Linked DNA regions of Homo sapiens: region 1 is linked to region 2. Evidence: chromatin loops called from intact Hi-C (ENCODE). Cell type or tissue: HepG2. All regions are shown on one strand. Each heading gives the region's core, and the rest is flanking DNA. Links, peaks and the distances in the headings are about the cores only. Region 1 overlaps LINC02365 (long intergenic non-protein coding RNA 2365). Region 2 has its middle 12 kb from the start of LINC02427.

Region 1 (9,693 bases), core at 689-8,688, 63 kb before region 2:
TTATATTTTGTAGGACTCCCATATATATTAATAAATTTGGATGCCTTTTCTCCTATTAATATGCCTTTTGTCAGTTGATTTTTCAGTGAACCTTCAGCGGGTGAAGGAGAAGTTTTCCCTTGGTCCCTACAATCTGTTTACCCTAAACCAGGCTGATACAAAAATTAAATGATGTAAATATTTTAAAATCTGCTTTTGTTGGGCACAGTGGCTCACACCTGTAATCCCAGCACTTTGGGAGCCCAAGGCAGGAGGATTGCTTGAGCCCAGGAATTTGAGACCAGCCTGGCCAACATAGCAAGACCCTATCTCTACAAAAAAAATTTTAAAAATCAGCCAAGTGCTGCCTGCAGTCCCAGCTACTTGGGAGGCTGAGGTGGGAGGATCCCTTGAGCCCAGTAATCGAAGGCTGCAGTGAGCTATGACTGCACAACTGACTGCAATCCAGCCTGAGCTCAGAGCAAGACTCTGTCTCAAACAAAAAAGTAAGTAAATAAATAAATAAAAAGTATCCGCTTTTAATGGACAGATTTGTTCTTTCTAATTTACTTCCTGCCACTTTGTTAATCAATTTGGTAGTCTGAAAAAAATTTTTTTAATCTTGTCTTTATCAATGAGAAGAGAAAATAGCTTTTATCCAAGGAAGGTGAGTCCTTTAAAATTATCAGACCCAGAGAGACTTTTTTTGAGACACTCTTGCTCTGTCACCCAGGCTGGAGTACAGTGGTGTGATCTTGGCTCACTGCAACCTCTGCCTCCTGGATGTAAGCGATTCTCCTGTCTCAGCCTCCCGAGTAGCTGGGATTACAGGGATGCCACCATGCCTGGATAATTTTTGTATTTTTAGTAGAGATGGGGTTTTGCCATGTTGGCCAGGCTGGTCTCACACTCCTGACCTCAGGTGATCCGCCCACCTCAGCCTCCCAAAGTGCTGGGATTATAGACGTGAGCCACTGCGTGTGGCCCAGAAAGACATTAAGATGAGCCAACAATCACATTGTACTTCCCCCTTGAGTGATATATTCATCTTCTGAAACTTCTTGCTGTTGCCATAATAGCTATAAATTAACCTAATAATAATGTACTTGACACTATAACCCACACACTATAGCTTAACAATGTATAGCCAATCATTAATGTTATTTCTGTAAACCAATGAGACTTCCTGTCATACAACTTTGTATCAGCCCACTGCTTGTCCCCTTTGCCTTTAAAAAACCTGCTGGTAGCTTTCAGTGCCTGCAGATCCTAGGAGCTCCCAGCCGAGGATGTCAGATCTCATCATCCTTGCTGCTTTGCCACCCCATTCCCCTCAATAAAGTGGTTTGGTCCCCCCCCAACCAAAAACAACAAACAAACAAACAAACAAAATCGGCTTTGTAACAAAGGCTGAACAAAGTATTTTTAATACAGACAGGGTTTCACCGTGTTAGCCAGGATGGTCTCAATCTCCTGACCTTGTGATCCGCCCACCTCGGCCTCCAAAAGTGCTGGGATTACAGGCATGAGCCACTGCACCTGGCCCCTTTACTTTCTTAATAAACTTGCTTTGACTTAACTTAACAGAGTCGCCTTGAATTCTTTCTTGCGTGAGATCCAAGAACCCGCTCTTGGGGGTCTGGATTGGGACCCCTTTCTGATAATATTTTGGTTTATTCAATGAGCTCATGAAAAAGAAAGATGGGCTAGACTCAGGACCATTCTAGTACATTTGCGTCCCTAAAGTTATCCTACTAAAATATTAACATGATTTCTATGGATGCTTGCCAGGTCCAACCCACAGACGCTGGCCGAACGATGGATGAAAGAATGCACTCAAGACACCAGTATCCAGTGAAAGAGCAGGCTAGGGGACTGGGCCATGCACAGACCCTGAGGAGGGTGCTGTAAGGAGTCAGCAGCCATGGCCCTGACAAGTTGGTGCTGCAGGCATTTATTTAGTACAGATTTAATGACAAAGGCTTTGAGTCAACCCTCTTGTGGGTAATTAACATGGTTGCCCTCCCTGGAGAGAGTAGTCCCACATGGATGATTAAAGGCCAGGTTCTGAGCCTAAGTAAACTAACTTATCTAGATCAGTTTCTTTACAACCCCTTGTTATCTAACCTAAGCTCTTAAGAGAATTCAGCTGCCTTCAGCCAAACTCTCTTCTGAAGCTATGCAAACTCCCAGCCTTCCGAGAAGGTTTGCATCCTTTTCCTATAATTTTTCCTACCACCCTGACTGCTCTCCTACAATTCTCTTCATAAATTTCTCCTAAATCCCCACCACCGCCGACCAAGTCACTGATGGAAGCTTGTTGTGAATGTTTATCTATGAGCCATAGGCCCATCTACTTTATGTTCAAGCCCTGATGTAAATGTCCCTCATGTCGCGGCACTGATACCAACTATGAAACCTCCATGGAGAAAGGCATAATTGAAAATTGCATCAAGTAAATTCCAGAAAATTCAAAGTTGACATCTGAACTTTCTTTGGAGTTTGTTGAGCACCTCGTTTTTCAGCATGAGAAATTCACAGGCAAACTATGACTACGAAATATTTTTCACAGGCCGAGCATGGTGGCTCACGCTTGTAATCCCAGAATTTTGGGAGGCCGAGGCGGGTGGATCACCTGAGGTCAGGAGTTTGAGACCAGTCTGGCCAACATGGTGAAACCCCATCTCTACTAAAAAAAAACCACACACACACACAAAAATTAGCTGGGCATGGTGGCAGGCACCTATAATCCCAGCTACTCGGGAGGCTGAGGCAGGAGAATCCCTTGAACCCAGGAGGCAGAGGTTGCAGTAAGCAGAGATCGTGGAGATCACACCATTGCACTCCAGCCTGGGTGACAAGAGTGAAACTCCATCTCAAAAATAAAAAAATAAAAAAAGAAAAAATATTTTTCACAAACTGCAATCACAGTTCATTTCAACTCAGAATCCTCCCCTCCCTGCCCCAGCTCCCATATCCACCTTTTCTCCATTGTGTTTTGTGTAGTTTGGCTAGTGACAGCTCTGGGATCCTCTAGCTAGCTGCCACTTCCCCAATCTGAACTCCAGTTTCTGCTTCCCTAAAATAGAAACGATAACATTGTCAAAAGACGAAATTACAACAAATTTAGTTTAAAGATCTAATTGGCTTAATTAGCAATTCATGAATTAGACAACATCTCTGTAAAAATAGACAGGTGCTCTGATGGGCTGAGCAGAAGAGATTGGCTTTGTAAACCAAAAATAAAATTCTGAGCCTCCCACTATCTGAACAGGTCCCTCCTCTTGGCAAGGGCGTTACAAGTTAACCTGAAAAACTAATCCAGGCCATGATGGGAAGAGGGAAACAGATATGCTTCATTATACCTTCCCCCCTTTTGGAATTACAGATAGAACAGACTCTTTAAGTCTGATAAGAAACATTTACAATCTATTCTCTCTGAAGCATGTCCTCTGGAGGCTTCATCTGTCTGATAAAACCTTGGTCTCCACAACCCCTTATTGTATCCCAGACATCCTTTCTATTTAATAACTCTTTCAACCAATCCCCAATCAGAAAATCTTTAAATCTCCCTGTGACCTGAAAACCCCCACTTTGAGTTGTCACAGCTTTCTAGACCAAACCAATGTACATCTTACATGTATTGATTGATGTCTCATGTCTTCCCAAAGTATAAAACCAAGCTGTGCCCCACCCACCTTAGCACGTGTTGTCAGGACCTCCTGAGGTTGTGCCACAGACACATCCTAAACCTTGGCAAAATAAACTTTCTAAATTGATTGCGACCTGCCTCAGATACCTTTCATTTACAGCTTTATAGGCAAAAAGGGGCTGAGACAGGTAACAAAGAGTTGATCGGTCATTTCAAAGTTACTTTCCTTACAGAGTTAAAACAGAGGGAACTTTTTGTCATGCTGGCTCAGGTAAACTAGGCCCCTTGTGACTGGTTCCTGTGTCTCCTGTTTTTTGAAAACTGGCCCATTCAAAGTTCAGTTTGATTATGTGGCACCTAGCATGAGGAACTCCATTCTGGTTTGGTTTGGTCTGGTCTGGTGGGCCTAGTGCAGGAGCTCAGTCCAAAGCAGTGGCCTCCCATAAATTCATTTAATGATCTTCCTTCAAAGTAGAAGTGATATGAGAATTTTTAAAGAGATAACAGCAGGAAAGATGTCTAACAAGTTAAAGTACTATAGAACCATGTAAATTATTCTAAATATCCCCCATAGTTTGATACCATTAAAGATGTCAGTAAGGCTAAGAAAACTGTTCTATTTACTTATCAACACTTGATATAGCTCTCAGCTTCGTGCCAGCCTCTATGCTAAGCGGGTTTCTAAACATTAACTCATGTAATCCTCTCATCAACCTTAGGAGATATCCTCAGTTCACTGAGGGAAAACAAGTAATCTGACCAGGGTCACAGTATATTATGAAATGGCAGGGTTGGGATTTGAACTCAAGAGTCTTACTGTAGACTCTGTGCTCTGAGCCACCATGCTAAGCTATCTAGAGGGAGATGTCCTGTGTTACTGTGGCAGCCGTGTTAGCAGGTTTAGCCCTAAATGTACAGACAATCCCTGGGGTATCTACAGTTTCCATTCAACATTTATAGAGTGCTTACAATTTGTCTGTCAGGCATTGTGCTAGGTACTGGGACTACAGAGTGAAAAGACTCATCTGAGGCCCTGGAGGAACCTGTCAGATGGTTGGTGAGACAAACAAGGAACACCTACATGATCATGTGAAATATATATTTGGTCTTCCGTGGCCTCTTGGCATACAGCTAAAACCCTTAGAACCTCCGAAGTGCTGTCTTTTTGTATGCTAATAAGTTGACTGAAGGCTGGCAGCACGCAGGTAGCTTCAGTATAGGGGCTGGTCACAAGAAAGACCAAGGCAGGATTAGAGAGTTGGGACTTTCAGCCCCACCCCCAGCCTCCCGGGAAGAGAGAGAGGCTGAGGTTAAGTTGATTACCAATGGCTAACAGTGAATTAATTGTATCTATGTAATGAAGCTTCCATAAAAACCCAAAAGGGTTTGAGGAACTTCTGGAGAGCTGAACACATGGAGGTTCCTGTAGGGTGGTACCCAGGGAGGGCGTGGAAGCTGCCCTCCAATTTCCTCATACCTCACCCTGTGCATGTCTTCACCTGTATCCTTTGTAATATTCCTTATAATGAATCTGTTAATGTAGGTATTTCCTTGAGTCCTGTGAGCCACTCTAGCAAATTAACTGAGCCCAGCAAGGGGGTGTGCAAACCCCAGTTGGTAGGAGGTCAGTCAGAAGCATGGGCGAAACAACCTGTGGCTTCCGATTATCATCAGATTTTGCAGCGGGGGAGTCTTGGGGACTGAGTCCTTGACCTGTGGGATCTGACACTGTTTCCAGGTGGATGGCGTCAGAATTGAATTACAGGACACTCAGCTGCTATTGCCTGCTGTAGAATTGCTTGGTGCGTGGAGAAACCTCATACATCTGGGCACAGAAGTATTCTGTGTTATGGGAAAGCTGAGGAAAAATATTTTTGGGTTTTTCCATACTCAACCTGGTAAGAAGCTTTCTCTTCATTCCAAGTCAATAGGAGTAAACTGAGTCCAAGAAAATTCCAGAGCATGAGAAGTCTAGCCTCTACCTTATCCTAGATAACGAATTGGCCAGCCTCCTAAACTCTACCTACTTATCTGTCAAAAAGGAAAGCAAAAGAGAGCTGGGTAACTCACTGGGAGCTGTGGCTCACGCCTGTAATCCCAGCACTTTGGGAGTCCCAGGCGGACAGATCATGAGGTCAGGAGTTCAAGACCAGCCTGGCCAACATGGTGAAACCCCATCTGTACTATAAATACAAAAATTAGCTGGGTGTGGTGGCACATGCCTGTAATCCCAGCAACTCTGGAAGCTAAGGCAGGAGAATCGCTTGAACCTGGGAGGCAGAGGCTGCAGTGAGCCGAGATCACGCCACTGCCCTCCAGTGTGGGTGACAGAGCGAGACTTTGATTCAAAAAATAATAATAATAATACATAAATCTTGGTGACTCAAGAGCTTAAAAAAATACACATAATTCTGGTCAATCCCAAGGCAGGTCAGTGTAAGGGCTACATTCAATTCAATTAAATTGGACCCAAGCACCCTGGGGAATGGAGGTCTTAAGGAGATGGCATATCCTGCTTTGCCCAGACTACAGAGGGACAAGGCCAAGCTAAGCCAGCATAGCTCAGCTTTTTAGGGACTGATCTTAACACCCATGTAAGATGCTGGATTAGACCTTGCCCTGGGAAGGAACACTGATTTCCCCATTGGGTTTTTACAAAGTGGTAGGGTATGGAGAGGAAGAACTATCACAATGGTGGAGTAAGTGGTAGAAAGAAACAGATCTGGGGTGAAAGGTTTATGCTTGGAATTCATTCCTTAGTGTTAATGGAGTTTATTCTGAGCCATTATGAGTGACCATGGCCCAGGGAGATCTCATGAGGACCTAAGAAAGTGTGCCGGGGTGGTCAGGTTACAGTTTGGTTTTATACATTTTAGGGAGACAGGAGTTACAGGCGAAGATGTAAATCAATACATATAAAGTATACATTGGTTTTGAGACAGGCAGGCAGGTTGGTTCCCTACTTTAAGATGGTCTGGAGGAAAAGCATACGGAGGCCCCCACTCAAGCTCTAGCTTCTCTAACTCTCAGCCAGTCAGCAACAAAAGACCCAAGGAGCAGTTAACTGCAAGCTCTTATTTCAGGGGAGCTGGAGACTTCCCCAGAGCCCTACATGTAAAGTTAAACTCCAGCCTACAATTACTCCTTCCTTATTTTAATACTAAAAATCATACTCAGGGTTGGAGATTTAAAATGTGAAGGCTACATATGACATATCAAAAAGCATGTTGAACCACCGGCAAGCACAAGAAAAGCCCCTCCTATGTGTGCCCTGATGTAACCCTTTCCTTTACAAAGACCCTAAAACTAACCCACACACTGTTCTCGGGGAGCAGCCCATTCTTTGCGCTTTCTCCATGCTGGCTCCCTTGAGCACAAGCTAAAATAAACTTTGTCATTACTGCTATGTCTGGTGATCTCTCTTGACTTCTAGCCTGGGAGATTACACGAACCTGCAACTGCCCCAATGGGGTCCCCTTGCCTGCTGTCTAGACAGAGCTGATTTATCAAGGAAGGGGAATTGCAATAGAGTTTAATTCACACAGAGCCAGTTGTGGGGGAGACTGGAGTTTTATTTTTACTCAAATCAGTCTCCTTGAAAACTCATGGATCAGGGATTTTAGGGATAATTTGGTGGGTGGGGGGTCAGAAAGCGAGAGAGTGCTGCTTGGTCAGGTGAGAGATGAAATCATAGGGAGTTGAAGCTTGTCGTCTTGAGCTAAGTCAGTCCCTGAATGAGGGTCACGGTGAGCCCGTTTATTGATCTGGGTGGTGCCAGCTGATCCACTGAGTGCAGGGGCTGCAAAATATTTCAAGCACTGATCTTATGTTTTACAATAGTGATGTTATCGGCCGGGCTCGGTGGCTCACGCCTGTAATCCCAGCAGTTTGGGAGGCCGATGTGGGCGGATCACCTAAGGTCAAGAGCCTGAGACCAGCCCGACCAACACAGAGAAACCCAGTCTCTATTAAAAATACAAAATTAGCTGGGCATGGTGGCGCATGCCTGTAATCCCAGCTACTTGGGAGGCTGAGGCAGGAGAATCACTTGAACCCAGGAGGCGGAGGTTGCAGTGAGCCAAGATCGCCCAGCTAATGCTACATACAATGTATAAAGAAGCAGGTTGAACCACTGTGCAAGCGTTAGAAAAACCCCTCCTGTAGATCTCCTGATGGAACCCTGCCTTTTACAAAGGCCCTGTAAAACTAACCCACACAGTCCTCTCAGGGAACAGTCCATTCTTTGTTCTTTCCTGAGCACAAGCTAAAATAAACTTTCTTTGGGAGGCCAAGGCCAGTAGATCACCTGAGGTCAGAAGCTGGAGACCAGTCTGGACAATATGGCAAAACCCTGTCTCTACTAGAAATACAAAAAGCTAGCCAGGGGTGGTGGCAGGCGCCTGTAATCCCAGCTACTTGGGAGGGTGAGGCAGGAGAATCGCTTGAACCCAGGAGGCGGAGGTTGCAGTGAGCTGAGATCGCGCCACTGAACTCCAGCTTGGGCAACAGAGTGAGACTCCATCTCAAAATAAATAAATAAATAAATAAATAAATAAATAAATAAATAAAAAAAATAAAAAAGTTTCTCTTTGCTGCTGTATCTGGTGATCTCTCTTGATTTCTAACATGGGACATTACAGGAACCCAGGGCATTGGTAACAGTTGACCTGGAAAGGCAGGAAGGACATCTGGAAACATGGGCTTACAGGTCATAGGTCATATATATATACATATATATATTTTTGTGTGTGTGTGAGTCGGAGTCTCACTCTGTCACCTAGGCTGGAGTGCAGTGGTGTGATCTCGGCTCACTGCAACCTCCGCCTCCCAGGTTCAAGCAATCCTCCTGCCTCAGCTTCCCAAGTAGCTGGGAGTACAGGCATGTGCCACAACGCCTGGCTAATTTTTTTGGATTTTTAGTAGAGGCGGGGTTTCACCATATTGGCCAGGCTGGTCTCGAACTCTTGACCTTGTGATCCATCCACCTTAGCCTCCCAAAGTGCTGGGATTACAGGCATGAGCCACCGTGCCCAGCCTGTATTTTTTTTTCTTTATTCTGGGGTACATGTGCAGAACGTGCAGGTTTGTTACATAGGTATACACGTGCCATGGTGGTTTGCTGCACCCATCAACCTGTCATCTACATTAGGTATTTCTCCTAATGCTATCCCTTCCCTAGACTCCCCACCCGCAACAGGCCCCAGTGTGTGATATTCCCCTTCCTGTGTCCATGTGTTCTCATTGTTCAACTTCCACTTATGAGTGAGAACATGTGGTGTTTGGTTTTCTGTGCTTGTGTTAGTTTGCTGAGAATGGTGGCTTCCAGCTTCATCCATGTCCCTGCAAAGGACATGAACTCACCCTTTTTTATGGCTGCGTAGTATTCCATGGTGTATATATGCCACATTTTCTTTATCCAGTCTATCACTGATGGGCATTTGGGTTGGTTCCAAGTCTTTGCTATTGTGAACAGTGCTGCAATAGACATATGTGTGCATGTGTCTTTATAGTAGAATGATTTCTAATCCTTTGGGTATATACCTAGTAATGGGATTGCTGGGTCAAATGGTATTTCTGGTTCTAGATCCTTCAGAAATTGCCACACCGTCTTCCACAATGGTTGAACTAATTTATACCACCATCAACAGTGTAAAAGCGTTCCTATTTCTCTACATCCTCTCCAGCATCTGTCGTTTCCTGACTTTTTAATGATCGCCATTCTAACTGGTGTGAGATGGTATCTCATTGTGGTTTTGATTTGCATTTCTCTAATGACCAGCAATGATGAGCTTTTTTTCATATGATTGTTGGCTGCATAAATGTCTTCTTTTGAGAAGTGTCTGTTCATATCCTTCACCCACTTTTTGATGGGGTTGTTTTTTTCTTGTAAATTTGTTTGAGTTCATTGTAGATTCTGGATATTAGCCCTTTGTCAGATGAATAGATTGCAAAAATTTTCTCCCATTCTGTAGGTTGCCTGTTCACTCTGATGATAACTTCTTTTGCTGTGTAGAAGTTCTTTAGTTTAATTAGATCCCATTTGTCAATTTTGGCTTTTGTTG
Region 2 (9,693 bases), core at 600-8,599:
AGTGGAAATATTTCTCATCTCTCCAGGAGACTGGCCAGGTAATAAAGCCTTGGGAGGCAATGATCAAATTATCTAGAGACCCTCGGAGGGGAACAGAAATCACTGATGATTTTCCTGCCATCTCCTATCCCAGGTGAAACTGTGTGATTGTAAAGCAGCAAAAAGTCTAGGTACCTTGGGAGCAGGCTTCACTTCTCCAAGGTCAGCACAGGGAGGGGGTAGTCTGGTCAGCAGAAATGACCAGGAGATATACAGTGAAGGGTCCAGACACTAGGGGAGACATGTCTTTGGTGACTGTCTACCCAGCATCCGTGTCTTCATATAGGGAGGGCACAGGGCTGGGAAGAAATTCAGTGATTCAGCCCCAGAAGGAGGCCTTGCTCTGTCCTAGGCCCCAAGAGAGCAAGATTTGCCCTGTTGAATCTCCAGAGGAGTTGGTAGGAAGGCATGAGTGCCTGTCTTGAACTTGCACCCAGAGCAACCTCCCCTGATCAGCAGAGGGTAAACTAACTTGAATTACACTTGAATTTCTTAGGAGATCAGGTCACAAACGGCAAATAGTGGTCCAGAGACCAAAATGTCTGATGGTCTAAAATGAGCCTGCAATATCACTAGGGTTCATGTCTTAACATAAATAAATTTCAGAAAGGGGTCAAACTCTTGTTTAAAGATAAATGTAATCTGGGTGTGGGGGCACATTTCTGTAGTCCCAGCTACTCAGGAGGCTGAGATGGGATGATCCCTCAAGCTCAGGGGTTCAAGACCAGACTGGGCAACATAGGAAGATCCCATCTCAATTTTTTTTTAAAGGATAAACTTAAGCATATTAGAATTTTAAAGAGTTTATTTGAACAGACAGAGATTCATGGATCAGGCAGCGCCAAACTGAAATTGGTTGGAGGATGCACTGGTGGTGTTTGTAGGGAAGGCTTTTATAGGGTGAATGTAGGAGTAGAGAAACTATTTGGTGAAAATTTGGGCAGTTGCATTATTTGAACCATCCTGGTGGAAGGCCTCTCATTACACAGGTAATATTCATCCGGACACTTGTGACGGGCTAAGCTTGTTTCATTTTGTCTGTGTAGGAACCCAGGCCATAGGAGCTATCTCAGCCTAATGGTCTTCCATTAAGTTATTTTACACCTTCTCTCTGTGTCAGGGTAAGCAGAGGTCTTCCCCGTGAGGGTTCTTACCACCCTGTTTCCCTCAGCAAAGTGAAACTGTCCCTTTTGCCTCTGTAGGCAACCTTCTGAACAAGGGCTTTCCTAATATTCCTATCTCATCTTATTTTATCGTATCCTCTTCTCGGTATCTTGTTTACATGCTTCTGGAACACTTGTGTGTCTTGCACTCATCCCCTGCATTATTTAGGCAGTCCTAAAAGAAGACTTCCAGGATGGATTGGTAGAGAACTGCTGGCATATTGAACCTTCTCTCTTTGTGTCTGGAACTTTCATAATTACCTTAGTTCTCCATGCCAATTTTGCAATTATCTTTGTTCTCCACTTCAAAATACATGGACCTCTGACAGAAGCTGAGCACATAAAAGGGACCTTGTCCAGTGGTACATATGAGGCAGGAAACATGATATATTTAAAATTATAAGCTAAAAGCTTTCTGACACCAAAAGCATGGGCAACAAAAGAAAAAGATAAGTAAACTGGACTTCATCAAAATTTAAAACTTTTGTGCAATCAAAGGACAACCTGCAGAATGGAAGGAAATATTTCAAATAATATATTTGATAAGGGATCAATATCCAGAATATATAAAGAATTCCTACAACTCAACAATAAATAAACAACCCAATTAAAAAATATTCAAAGGACTTACGTAGACATTTTCCCAAAGAAGATATACAAATGGCCATCAAGCACATAAAAGATGCTCAACATCACTGATTACTAAGGAAATCAAAACCACAATAAGATACTACTTCATACCCATTAAGATGGCAATTATCAAAAAAAACAGGAAATATACATTTTGGTGAGGATGTAGCCAAATCAGAACTCCTGTGCATTGCTGGTGGACTCTACGGTGGTATAGTCATGGTGGAAAAAGAGTACAGTGGCTCCTAAAAAAATTGGAACATAGAATTACCCTGTGAGTCATCAAGTCCACTTCTGGGTTTAAACCCATAAGAATTGAAAGCAGGGACTTCAACAGATATTTGCAAATTCACTTGCATAGCAGCATTATTCATGATAGCCAAAAGGTGGAAGCATTCATTGACAGAGGAATGGATAAACAAAATGTGGTACAGACATACAGTGGAATATTACTTAGCCTTAAAAAGAGACATTCTGACACATGCTACGATATGGATGAGCCTTGACATAAGGCTAAGTGAAAGAAGCTGGATACAAAAAACACTGCATGATTCCACTTATATGAGATATCTAGAATGTCATTTTCATAGAAACCAGAAGTAGAATGATGGTTCCCAGGTACTGGGAGGATAGAGTAATGAAGAGCTATTGTTTAATGGGTACAGAGTTTCAGTTTGGGAAGTTGAAAAGGAAAAAGCTCTAGAGATGATGGATGGTGGTGACGGTTGTACAATCAGGTGATTGTATTTAGTGACGCTGAACTATGCACTTAGAAATCGTTAAAATGGCAAATTTTATGCTATGTATGTTTTTCCACAATAAAAATTAAAAGCTTTTTTAAAATTAAAAGCTTTAGAAGAATTAATTAAAATAAAAGTAATTAAAGCTATTTTAAAATTAAAGCTAAAATGAATTCTTCCTCAATCCCAATAACTATGTGCCAGAAGTGCTATTTCTGCTCTGATTATTCTACCTACTGTGAGTATCCATGTGTGACTTTTTGGCTAGTTCATAAAATAAACTTGAATGAGCATTAATTTTTTCTAATACTCTTCCTCTATCCACAAGCTACATTCTACACCCTGCAACTTGCAGACCACACGTGCTACAGATGAATCATTTTTCTGCTCCCTCTCCTAATTCCCTCTAGTATTGGTGTTTTATATACTACCTCCTGCTGCTCTAGGTCCAATCTCTGTGCAGTTTGATGTCTTGGTATTGGTAACTCTTGACCTGGGTAAGCAAAAAACACAGTGAAATTGATGTTTTGTCTTTGGAGATTACCCTGGGATAGGAGCATCTTTGGGTGGTCCATCCATCTTCATTCATTCCTGTTAAAAATGTTAACAAGTGTTTTCTGGCTTAGGACTTTAAAGAAGGAGAATTTTATTAATTTATCAGCTGAATCGGCATTTCAGCGGCTTATGAAGCATTTGCCATTGTTTGGGGTTACAGTGATGATAACATGAAACACTTAATGAAAAACTTTCACAAAACCTGGTCTCTTTCCAACAGCTTAGCTATGTGAGAAGAGCTTTTGTAACATGACAACTCTAAAAATAAAACCGTTTTCAAGTTAAAGCTGTCCTTCCAGTTGCTGTTTCAAACTTTATCCCAAGAACTGAGGTACCATTCAGTAAAAGGCAACTCAACAATAAGGCTAAGTACTTGTTTTATGTTTTCTCGTGATGAATTTATTTCTTGTCTTTGAGTTTACAATGACAGCTATAAAAGTGATTGTCAATAATATTAGTATAATTTAATTTCTAATAGAATGAGTTTTCTATGTATGTGTTAGAGCTACGATATTCTTTTTTTTTTTTTTTTTTTGGAGATGGAGTCTCACCCTGTCACCTCGGCTCAATGCAACCTCCACCTCCTGGGCTCAAATGGTTCCCCTTGCTCAGCCTCCCAAGTAGCTGGGATTACAGGCGCCCGCCACCACACCCATTTAATTTGTGTATTTTTAGTAGAGACAGAGTTTCACCATGTTGGCCAGGCTGGTCTCGAACTCCTGACCTCGTGATTTGCCTGCCTCAGCCTCCCAAAGTGTTGTGATTACAGGTGTGAGCCACCATGCCTGGCTGTAATCCTCTTGCCTCAGCCTCCCGAGTAGCTGGAATTACAGGTGTGTGCCACCACACCCAGCTAATTTTTGTATTTTTAGTGGAGACGGGGTTTCACCATGTTGGCCAGGATGGTCTCTCTCTCAACATGGTGATCTGCTTGCCTCAGCCTCCCAAAGTACTGGGATTACAGGCGTGAGCCACTGCACCTGGCTGATATTCTTAATAATATCAGAATTTGTTTTGTGCTCTATGATGATGATACTAGTGAACTGTATTCTCAGCAATATTTTGCAATGCCTCACACTATTAATACACTTATTTGTGTTTTTGGCTGGGTGCGGTGGCTCACATCTGTAATCTCAGCACTTTTGGAGTCTGAGACAGGTGGATCACTCAAGCTCAGGAGTTCGAGACCAGCCTGAGCAACATGGCGAAAGCCCATCTCTACTAAAAATACAAAAATTAGCCAAGTGCGGTGGTGCATGCCTCTAGTCCCAGCTACTTGGGAGGCTGAGGTGGGAGGATCACTTGAGCCTAGAGGTGAAGGCTGCAGTGAACCGAGATTGCGCCACTGCACTCCAGCCTGGGCGACAGAGCTGGACCCTGTCTCAGGAAAAAAAAAAACAAAAAATCAACTATGTGCCATGCACTGGGAAGACAAAAAGATAAAATCACTCCTGCATTTAAGAGGCTCACCTCTCTCAGAGGGAAAAAATAGAAACAATGAGAGGTAATGACTATGTACAATGGGAGTGAGACAGCAATCTCCAACCGGCCTGTGCACCGGGGTGGACCCTCGGCAAGTTCACGCCCTTCGCACTGGGGAGGAGCCCGGCCCCACCTCTTTCTGGGTGGAATCTAGGATTCAAATTGGCAGACAGGAAGGGCACCAGCAGGGACTCTGGCTTCGCAGAGGGTCCCTTTTCCTCCCTTTTTTCCTTTTCACCCAATAAAACCCTGCTTTACTCACCCTTCAAACCGTCTGCAAGCCTACATTTTCGTGGCCGTGGGACGGACAAGGACCCCGTGGTTGGCTGAACTAAGGGAAAGTCCTGTAACAGGAACAGGGAAGGAGGTCTGCTGAGGGTCCGGAGATCTTGCAGCTGAACTAAGGGAAAGTCCTGCAACAGGAGCATGGAGGGAGGTCTCTGCTGAGGGTCCGGAGATCTTGCACAAGAGGCAGGGCTTCAGGTCAGACTTGCAGGATGAGTAGGTGATGGGCAGGGGCGTGGGAGTGGGGAGGGGAGGAAGTGGAAACAGCCCGGATCCAGGAAAGAGGCAGAAGGCAAATGCCAGGAAAACGCACATCATTCCCTGGAGCTGGAGGGAGAAGACCAGCACACAAGAGCCGGAGAGTACAAATAGGAGACGAAACGTGTGCTGGATCCTGGTCACAAAGGAGCTGCTGTTCCCTTCGAAGGAGGGGACACTACCTTGAAAAGCTACAGAGGGATTTCAAGCAGAGAAGAGCTGCAACCTGATGTGTCAATCTGAAGAGCACTCTTTGTCATTTATGAGTAAGGAAACGTTGGAACTTTAAGAGACACAGAGCGACGTCTGCATACTTCCTTTTGTATGGCAACTTCCTGTATTAAGGGTGAGAAACCCTTAATACAGATTCTCATGATTATGTGTATTGTGAGGTGGTATTGGGGTTCTCAAAGGAGAGGGTTATTCCTGGTTGTTAGTTGTTTTTTAAATTTTTGTTTCTTTTAAAATTATTTGTTTTGGGGCCGGGCGCGGTGGCTCACGCCTGTAATCCCAGCACTTTGGGAGGCCGAGGCGGGCGGATCATGAGGTCAGGAGATCGAGACCATCCTGGCTAACACGGTGAAACCCCGTCTCTACTAAAAATACAAAAAATTAGCCGGGCGTGGTGGCGGGCGCCTGTAGTCCCAGCTACTCGGGAGGCTGAGGCAGGAGAATGGCGTGAACCCGGGAGGCGGAGCTTGCAGTGAGCCGAGATGGCGCCACTGCACTCCAGCCTGGGAGACAGAGCCAGACTCCGTCTCAAAAAAAAAAAAAATTTGTTTTGGTTTTTCTGTTTTTTGTTTGTTGCTGGTTTTTTAGAGGTGGGTCTCACTATGTTGCCCAGGCTGGTCTGGAATTCCTGGGCTCAAGCCATCCTCCCCACTCAGACTCCCGAGTAGCTGGGACCACAGGTGCACACCATTGCTCCTGGCTTTGGTGCTGCTTTTTATTAAGGGGATTTTCAAGTGTATACAAAATCAGACAAAACTGAATAATGTACGCTTATGTCCCCCTCACCACTCTCAACAACCAGCATCCTCTGGCCTTTACACTGGAAACTGTAAAGATAAAGTCTCCTCAGCATTGTTTAGAATTATGACAGATGAAATCTCTCAGGCAGTTCCCTGGTAATTAGATAAAATAAACTCTGCATTTCCCTGGTAATCAGATGACCACCCCCGGCTACCAACAGCCCCACCCGAGTACTACTTCCTAGAGTACTGTACTTGCCCTGGGCTAGGCAAAGCTGGGCTTCCAGAGCCTGTCAAAACAGTGGGCGCGACAGACTTCCTCAGAAATGCTCTGTGTTCTGCCTTGATCTTTCACATTTGTTGCTTCCTCTCAACACTGAACGTTTGCTTGGGTCAGGGGTGAATAAACCATGGGTGAATTCAGGCCTCAAACTCCTTGGGAGGAAGCAGAGTTCATGCCAGACAGAAAGGAGGCGGGGGTTCCCCCAGTTCAAGGTGCACACAGCTGGGACCTGGGGTACACAGCACCTCCTTCACTCCTCTGCCGTCTCCGCAGTCGGACCTGGCCAAGAGGACTCTGCACTCTGCACTCAGCCTCCTGATTCAAAACTCCACATAGGGAGTGGCCAGCATAGCTTGATTACTGTCTATTGAGTGTTCATCATATGCCAGGTATTGTGTCAACGCTGTCAATCCTCATAATTGCCCTTTGAGTTAAGTCTTCTTAACACCTTTACACAGATGGGGAAACTGAGGCTTTAGAGTTTAAGCAGTTTGTCCCAAGCTACATAGACTGTAAGTGGCAGAGCTAGAATTTGAACCCAGGTCTGACTGACTTCAAAGCCCAATACCTATTTGGTGGATGGAAACGAGAGGTTCATTGGCTGAGCGTGGTGGCTCATGCCTGTAATCCCAGCACTTCGGGAGGCCAAGGCAGGCAGATCATGAGGTCAGGAGATCAAGACCATCCTGGCTAATGCGGTGAAACCCCGTTTCTACTAAAAATACAAAAATTAGCCGGGCGTGGTGGCACACACCTGTAGTCCCAGCTACTCAGGAGGCTGAGGCAGGAGAATTGCTTGAACCCGGGAGGTGGAGGTTGCAGTGAGCTGAGATCATGCCATTGCACTCCCACCTGGGCAACAGAGCAAGACTCCGTCTCAAAAAAAAAAAAAAAAAAAAAAGATGAGAGGTTCAGCAGAAAGACCACAGTGTCCTGACACTACTATTTGTGTGCAGTTTCATTGTGTGTTTGTCTGTCTTGATCCAGGCTATTTCAATGCTGAGTGGCTTTAAAACTCCCAGCTGAAACCATGTACATACACATGGGAATTCGTCTCAACAGTGCAACTGGAACTGTATTTCTGCATGTTGTCATTGATATTTGAATAGTCATCCGGCAGGTTTGCATTCATGATCTCATTTGTGTCTCTGGAACTGAATTAGGTTAATGTATTCCTGGAACCCAACATGGAGACTTTAAAAGGTAAAATGCATACAAAATAGGACAATGTCCATTGATGATAATTCTACACCAAAGATTTTCAGTCAAACCTATGTCAGATTCTTCTCTGGACAAACTCAGAACTCTCCATGCCTTAGATTAGCAGCCTTCCGTTCTGCCCTGTGCTGGAACACCCTGGCTCATGAGAACAGGAGCACGCAGGATCCCAGCCCTGCATTCAGGGGAGTCATGTTACTTGGCCAAGATGGATGGGTTGAGCATCCCCTATCTGAGACGCTTGGGACCAGAAGTGTTTTGGATTTTGGACTTTGGAATATTTGCATATGCATAATGAGAGATCTTGGGATGGTACCCATGTCTAAACACAAATTCCTTTATGTTTCACGTACACCTTCTAAACAGAGACTCAAGCGTCATTTTATGCAATATTTTTAGTAATTTCATGCATGAAACCAAGTTTTTTAAAAATTATTTTTACTTTTATAGATTTGGGAGCTACAACTGTAGTTACCTTACATGGCTATATAGCATAGTGGTGAAATGTGGGCTTTTAGAGAAACCCTCACTAGATGAGTGCATGTTGTCCCTAATAGGTGATTCTTTGTCTCTCACCCTGCCTACCCTCCTACCTTTTTGAGTCTCTGATGTCTATTATCCCACTCTCTATGTCCATGTGTACATGTTATTTAGCTCGCACTTAGAAGTGAGAACATGTGATATTTGACTTTCTGTTTCTGTTATATTTCACTTAAGATAGCAGCCTCCAGTTCTATCCATGCTGCTGCAAGAGACATGATTTCATTCTTTTTTATGGCTGACTAGTATTCCATGGAGTATACATCACATTTTCTTCACTCAATCCTCCACTGATCAACACTTAGGTTGATTCTCTATGTTTGCTATTGTGCATTGATTGCATTTTGACTGCGACTCATCCCATGAGGGTGGGTGTGAAATTTTCCACTTGTATCATGTTGGCACTCAAAAAGTTTCAGATTCTGGAACATTTTGGATTTTGGATGTTCGGAATAGAGATACTCAACCTCTATTTACACCATGTGTATTAGTTTCCTAGGCTACCATGGCAAAGTACCACAAAGTGTGTGGCTTTAAACAATAGAAATGTATTCTCTTCTAGTTCTGGAGGCCAGAAATCTGGAACCGGGGTCAGCAGAGCTATGTTTCCTCTGAGATCCTGGGTAGAAGTCTTCTTTACCTCTTCCTAGCTTCTGATGGGGGCGTCAATCCCTGCCACTCCTTGGTTTGCAGACATGTTGCTCTAATCTCCACCTCCAGAGTCACGTGGCATTCTTGGTGGGTGTGTCTGTCTGTGTCTCTTCTCCTCCTCTTATAAGGACACTAGTTGTATTAAGAGCCCATCCCACTCCAGTATGACCTCATTTTAACTAATTATATCTGCAATTACCCTATTTCCAAATAAGGCCACATTCTGAGCTTCTGGGAGTTAAGATTTCAACATATCTTTTTGAGGACACAATTCAAATTATAACACTATGGAAATCAGCAAACACTACAAATCAGGGCTTTAAGAAAAATAATTAAAATGTAGAATTTTTTAGAATTGGTTTCCAACACATCAGTGTGTTTGTCTGTCATATGACATCAGGACAGGGCCACTCACCTCAAATATCACTTTTCCATGGGAATTTTTCATCATAAATTTCCACATACTCCAAATGGACTATATGCTGTCTGTCAGAGTAAGATTTAAAGGTGACAACATGCTAGTTAGGATTTACCAGCCATTTCTCAGCCTTTTAAACATTTCTTATATGTGTTTCCACTATAGAAAACTTTAAAAATATGGAAGAGTAGAAAGAGAAGTTTAAAAAATTCATTCATAGTTTCATCATCCAAGGAGAGAGCTATTAATAATCCTTGAAAAATTTTCTTCAAAAATATTTTTGGAACTTTTTCTCACTTTTTCTTTTGCCATTTATATTTTTTCTTTTGTGATTAACCTGTTTGAGAACTTTGGCTTTTTTTCCTAATGCTTTTTATTATATATATATTTTAAATGTATGAGTAATACATGAACCCACTTTCAGTTAAAACAGTAAGATAAGCAAAATCCATCTTGACCA

The links. A loop is a pair of places that touch in the nucleus more often than their neighbours do. Peaks named below come from ENCODE experiments on the same cell type or tissue, not always from the same donor. Only the 100,000 strongest peaks of a DNase experiment are listed, where the experiment ranks them.
Region 1: a loop joins it to region 2, with 3 times the contacts of the local background. A loop is called at or near these places in 2 of 110 quality-filtered maps.

What each region holds. Positions count from the first base shown.
Region 1 is chr4:184,606,933-184,616,625 of GRCh38, reverse strand. All of the region lies in intron 1 of LINC02365 (long intergenic non-protein coding RNA 2365), which reads left to right. Among named protein-coding and RNA genes, the nearest start is that of LINC02365, 13 kb to the left of the region's middle. RefSeq lists an enhancer at 1-48. In HepG2, for the core only: no CTCF peak of the experiment used is centred there; DNase peaks (open chromatin) are centred at 4,395 and 7,885.
Region 2 is chr4:184,544,263-184,553,955 of GRCh38, reverse strand. No RefSeq gene overlaps it. Among named protein-coding and RNA genes, the nearest start is that of LINC02427, 12 kb to the right of the region's middle. In HepG2, for the core only: no CTCF peak of the experiment used is centred there; a DNase peak (open chromatin) is centred at 4,705; H3K4me3 peaks cover 1,992 bases.